Regions from separate parts of the Homo sapiens genome. Here region 1 is linked to region 2. The links are chromatin loops, found by intact Hi-C in ENCODE. Cell type or tissue: endothelial cell of umbilical vein. All regions are shown on one strand. Links, peaks and the distances in the headings refer to the core of each region. The heading gives the core; the rest is flanking DNA.

Evidence for each region. A loop is a pair of places that touch in the nucleus more often than their neighbours do. Peaks named below come from ENCODE experiments on the same cell type or tissue, not always from the same donor. Only the 100,000 strongest peaks of a DNase experiment are listed, where the experiment ranks them.
Region 1: a loop joins it to region 2, with 9 times the contacts of the local background. A loop is called at or near these places in 7 of 110 quality-filtered maps.

The regions. Positions count from the first base shown.
Region 1 is chr7:103,060,665-103,063,582 of GRCh38, reverse strand. All of the region lies in intron 1 of FBXL13 (F-box and leucine rich repeat protein 13), which reads left to right. Among named protein-coding and RNA genes, the nearest start is that of FBXL13, 13 kb to the left of the region's middle. In endothelial cell of umbilical vein, for the core only: a CTCF peak has its summit at 1,465; a DNase peak (open chromatin) is centred at 1,492; H3K27ac peaks cover 704 bases.
Region 2 is chr7:102,991,952-102,994,869 of GRCh38, reverse strand. All of the region lies in intron 7 of FBXL13 (F-box and leucine rich repeat protein 13), which reads left to right. Among named protein-coding and RNA genes, the nearest start is that of NFE4, 20 kb to the right of the region's middle. RefSeq lists enhancers at 2,834-2,918, 2,155-2,918. In endothelial cell of umbilical vein, for the core only: no CTCF peak of the experiment used is centred there; a DNase peak (open chromatin) is centred at 1,679; H3K27ac peaks cover 2,500 bases.

The DNA.
Region 1 (2,918 bases), core at 161-2,660, 69 kb before region 2:
GGGAGGAAGAGCCATTGTGAAAGAGAAAAGTAGAAAAAGAAAATAGCAAACTGTGTCCTCAGGCAGATCAGTTTAAGTAAAGAATACAGTAATCCCTCAGTATCCATGGGGGATTGGTTCCAAGACCTTCCTTGGAGACTGATGTTGGCTGATAAAAAGTGGCATAGCATTTGTATATAACCTATACACATCCTCTTCTATACTTTAAATCATCTTTAGATTACTTATATCTAATACAATGTAAATGCTATGTAAGTAGATGGTATACTGTTTCATTTAGGGAATAATGACAAGAGGAAACATTCTGTATGTGTTTAGTGCAGATAAAACTTTTTTTCAAATATTTTTGATCTGTGGTTGATTGAATCTATGGATGCAGGACCCATGGATATAGAAGGCCAACCTGCATAGGAAAGGTGAAGATCTGAAAGTGGACTCCGTTATACTATTCTTGCCCATGTAATCCTTCAAAAGTCTTTGTGGGCTCTTGGAGATTCACATGTCCAACTTAAAGACTACTGGATTCTATGTTCAATTCAAGTTAAACAAGTAACTTAATTTTTTGAACAGATGAGGCTCTTGACACCAGCCAGTCTTTTCTCCTGGGGAACAGCAAGAGTGGTCAGCTGAGGGGGATACACTAGGACATTCTATCAGCAAATATTTGCTGGGTCTCTACCACGTGCTAGTTGAAAACACCTCAATGGCTTCAACCACTTGGAGCTGTAACTCTGAGGCTGTCCCTAGCCTGAGCTTGTCTCCTGAGCTCTCTGAGCATTTATCCATTTGGGATGAGATTATACATTGATAATACCTTTTGGGAAAACAGTTTTGAGATATGTATGAAGATCTGTAATATATACCTTTTGATTCTATATTTTCATAGAAATCTATCTTGGAGAAATAGAGATGAAGATATTTACATTTCATCATTAAGATTCAGGAAAAATATATTTTAGAAATTCAGAGGTTTTTTTTTTTTTAAGTCACCTGAAGATAGGTAGAAATTGTAGGAAAACTAAGTATTGCCTTGCGATCCCTCACTCTCCTTGTATTCTTCATTTCTGTCTCTCAGAACTCTGAGATACTCTTTCCACCACTGTGGGAATTAGCTTAATGTGCCCTCTATTTTTGGATATACTCCTTCCCAAAGGCATTTGTGTTTTGAAAGAGATTATTAAGATAGGAACTCATATAATAAAGCCTTATTGGTAGACCTTCAGACAGTGGGTCATCCAGAAATAACATAGAAACCCTAGTTTCTCCCTCAATTTTCTACTAGGTAGAAGTCAGTACATTGTTTACAGACAAACAAGGACTGCCCCACAGGGACCAAAGATGAGCTAGATATTATGGTCTACAAAAACATTAAGCAGATACACCTAGTGATTGTATCTGAGAGGAAGAAAGTACTCTTCAAATGGTGAGCTCCAATTTCAGTTTAGCATTTAGGGAAGATGAAAAGAGTTTGCAAAACCAGATCTGCTCAGCAGAGGGAGTACTTAATCTACAAATTATGGTTTTAAAGCAAAGGTTTGTTTTTTTTTTTTTTTTTTTGGTAATTATGATTTTTCTGAGAAGTTTTTATGTTTTATGTTTCTTTCAAGATTAAGTTGCCAATCAGGTTTTTTTTTTTTTTTTTTTTGAGACGCAGTCTTGCTCTGTTGCCCAGGCTGGAGTGCAGTGGCGCGATCTCAGCTCACTGCAAGCTCCGCCTCCTGAATTCCTGCCATTCTCCTGCCTCAGCCTCCTGAGTAGCTGGGACTACCGGCGCCTGCCACCATGCTTGGCTAATTTTTTGTATTTTTAGTAGAGACGGGGTTTCACCGTGTTAGCCAGGACAGTCTCAATCTCCTGACTTCGTGATCTGCCTGTCTTGGCCTCCCAGGTGTTGGGATTACAGGCGTGAGCCACCGTGCTGGGCCAGGTATTTTTTTTTAAGAGACTAATTGCTGCACGTATTTGTCAGAGATGCAAGAATCAGAAATTGCTGATTCTTGAGCAAGGGACTGCCCTGCCCATTTAGGAGAGGAGGAGCTGGATACACTAACTCATTTTGCTGGACCTTGGGCAGGAAGGCTGTGGCTTCTCCAGAGGACAGTTACCTTTGCTGAATTCCCTCAGCCCAGCCAGGCAGTTTACACGTGTAGTTCCTGAGGTAAATCCACAGGACACTAAACAAAGAAAAGCACATGATTTATTAATTTTCCAATAACAATTTTCTTAGAGGGGATGAGACGGCTGGGACTGCTTCCCCTCTGGGACAGGCCCAGTCCGGCAGGTATCAGAGTCCTTTGTCTCACTCTTACCTCATAGAGCCTGCTGCTCCTCACCTGTCCTGTCCAGTCTGCTTTAAAAACCTTCAAGTCTAACAAAAAACAAAAAAGAAAAAAACAAAAAAAAAAAACCCTTCAAGTCTGGTCCTGAGGGGCATCTTCCTCTTCCTGGGGTCTCATCTGAATGTTGAAGCTAGTTGGCCTCTTTCAGTAATCTTCCGGAATATTCATTTATAGAGTTTCTAAAATAAAATTTTGACACCATCTATTTCAATGTTAAAAAGACATAAAAGCCCCTTTATTTTCAAAATTGTGACTTACTAACTTCCATAAATACAAATTAAGATATCTCCCAAAACAACAGCGTGCTACCTCCATCTCCGTCCCACAGGGGGATGGCAATCATTTGTGAGATACTGCTTTAGATATGTTTCAGAGGTTGGGGTAGGGGATAGGGAAATGGAAGGGACTTTGAACAATGTTTTTCTGTTTCTTCACCTGCTGAGGGTTCCCCAAGTATTTGATAATCACTTTTATCTCTGCACTTTTGGAGTAATTATTTTTTATATTATAATATTACTATTTCAGCCCTCAGCGTATTTCACTATGTTTATCTGAGTATCTAAAAAGCTAAGCAAGACT
Region 2 (2,918 bases), core at 157-2,656:
CTACACATCTGCTTAACTTTGGGGTTGTCATAGCTAACAGTTTCTGTCCACGTGGCCTGAACCAACCAATAGAGTGTAGCCTGCACTGACCAATCAGAAGCCAGCAGCATTGACCAATCAGAACTCTGCAAGTGTCAACCAATCAGAACTAAGCCAGTTTGAATTCTGTATTTGCATAAGAGGACCTGAGTGGAAAGCTGGGTGGGAATTTTAACTATAAAAGCGAAACCCTCCTTTTTTCTTTAATGTATCTTTTGTTTCCACTGAAGGGTTTGTCTTCCCCGTTTGGAAACTGTTCACTGGAATAAAGTCTCTCTTCTCGAAATTCCTTTTCAGATAACTTTTTTCACATCCCCAAAGTCAGACAACTACAAAACTGAGGGCAGGACCTGGTTTTTCTGTGTCCTTGGCTAAGCTTATAGCCTCTATATCTTTTTTTTTTCCTCTTGGAGAATTCTAAAGAAATAGAATATATATTAATATTTCATGAGACAAAAAGCAATAATTAAGAATATTATACATCTGTTTAGTTGTCCTGTCCTTAAAAAAACAAGGGTAACTTTTTTAAAGTTACTAAATCTTGATATGACAGAAAAAAAAGCCAGTATTATTTTTATAGATATCCTCAAAATTTCCCCAAATAATGTGCAGAATGTTCATTAAAAATGCACAAGTAATAAGAGTAGATTTATATAATAGCATATAAACATATAAGTTAATTATTCTAAGACTAATATCTTGAATGGTTGGGTTTGTTATGCTTATTAATGTATAATAGATTTGCAAAGTTAATTTTTTAAATCATACTTTTTAAATGGCATTTAATCTGGTTCACTAACTCAGGGACTTGAGAAGGAAAGGTGTGAAAACAAAAATGTGATGTGAATTTGGTCTGAACCTTATTTAAAATGGTTAGAAGTGTTAGTTTTTTAAATAAATTGAGGTTTTTTATATACAGGCTGTTTAATGTTTTGAAGGAATAATTGAAACCAGCAATTTGGATTGGGATACAATTTGAACTTTCTTAGAATACACATAACAAACTGTAGTCTTGCATTTTAGGTTCAGTTACATCAACTCATGAAAACAAGTCAGGTTCTGTTTTGCAACCATTTTTCTTAGTATCATTTACCCGTTAGGAAATGCTGCTTAGTTAGCAGATGGTAGGGCTCATACACTATCAGTCAAACTGTTGGCCAAACTTAGAGCTAGTGGGAGGGTTGGCAAAGACTGTTTTCCGTGAAAATACAAGTTTGGTTTTTTTTTTTCCTTCTGTGTAGTTTGGCAAGCAACACAGAGAAAAGCCTTATGCTGATGAATTTGGAAACTCTAAAATAGTTAAGTAATGCAGTTTCTTAAAATGTAAAATTACTTGATTAGTTTAATAATGTAAGTGTTGCTTTAGGGTTGTCTTCATTTTAAACAACTATGACTTCTTGTTTGTAAAAGATATATGTCATGTGGACTTGCAAACGGTTATAAAATCACCTTCAGATTTTACTGTGTTGATGACTCATTTTCTCACTTGGGGAAGAAAAGAAACATGGATAGCTATTAAAACTAGTACCATGTTGTAAAAGAGCCAGATGGTTCAGGCCTGTTTGATTAAATTACTTAGAATTACTTGTAAAACAAAAGAATATTCCCAGTGACTTTTCAGATCTATGTTTTGATAACCTCAGGGGTCAGTCTGACCTCATTTCACCAATGCAGACAGTGGTTCCAGGTTTCATAGCTGTGTACTGTGTGAACTTCAGATAAGGAAAGGTTCCACAACCACATTGCTCTATCAAGGAAGTATGTGGATATTGGCTCAAGTTGTGGTGTGGGTGAAAAAGCAAATGAAACAAAACATCTAGAAGTCACTTTGGGAACAGTTGATTTTTGGTGGAACATTGCTCTACCCATAGACCTCACTTTCATCACTTTAGTCTTAATCGCTGTCTCTGTTAAAGTGTTTACAGGCTGGGCGTGGTGGCTCATGCCTGTAATCCCAGCACTTTTGGAGGCACAGGCAGGTGGATCGCTGGGGTCCAGAAGTTCCAGAGAAACCTGAGCAACATGGCAAAACTGTGTCTCTATGAAAAATACAAAAATTAGCCAGATGTGCTGGCGTATGTCTTGTAGTCCCAGCTACTCGATGGGCTGAGGTGGGAGGATTGCTTAAGTCTGGAGAGGTTGAGGCTGCAGTGAGCTGTGACTGTGCCACTGTACTCCAGCCTGGGTGACAGAGTGAGACCCCATCCCCCTCCCAAAAAGGGAAAAAGTTTACAAGTGATTTTGATCTAAAGTTTTCATGACTTTTAAATTGCAGAAGCAGTTCTATTAATTTTAGCAGGACCACCCTTGCAAAATGATCTAGCATATGAAAGACAAAAAACTATACCCCAGTAAGAGGCAGCCACATGGAAATGGGGAGAATGTGCCCTGGAGTCTGGGTGGCCGCTTCTGTCACTAGCTGTGTGACAGCTGTGGCTGGGCATGCTGCTTAATGTTTCTGTTTCTAAATTGTCTCATTTGTAAAAAGGAGATGATAGAGAATTTAAGTTGACAGTAACAAGATGTGTTTGGAAAGGTGGGTTGGGTCTGCGTTGTTGAGGCCTTGAGTATCCACTTAGGAGATGGGTTTTAACCAGTAGGCAGTGAGGGACCACTGCAAGCCAGTAACATGATGGCAGACTTATAAAGCTGTTCTTTTTCTCCCTTCACTGTTCTTCCCTCACCCTCCCCCTGCCTTGGGTGGGTCAAGGGGGTTGGATGAAGTCTGGAGGTAGACAGATTTCTCTAAGAGCATTAGGATAGTATCAGTGGGAAATTAAAAAAAAGGACCCATGTGAGAACCAAAGCATTAACAGAATTCTGGGACCCATAGTATCTGGAGTGAAAGAATGAGTGAGGAGGGTGATAGGGCAGCATTG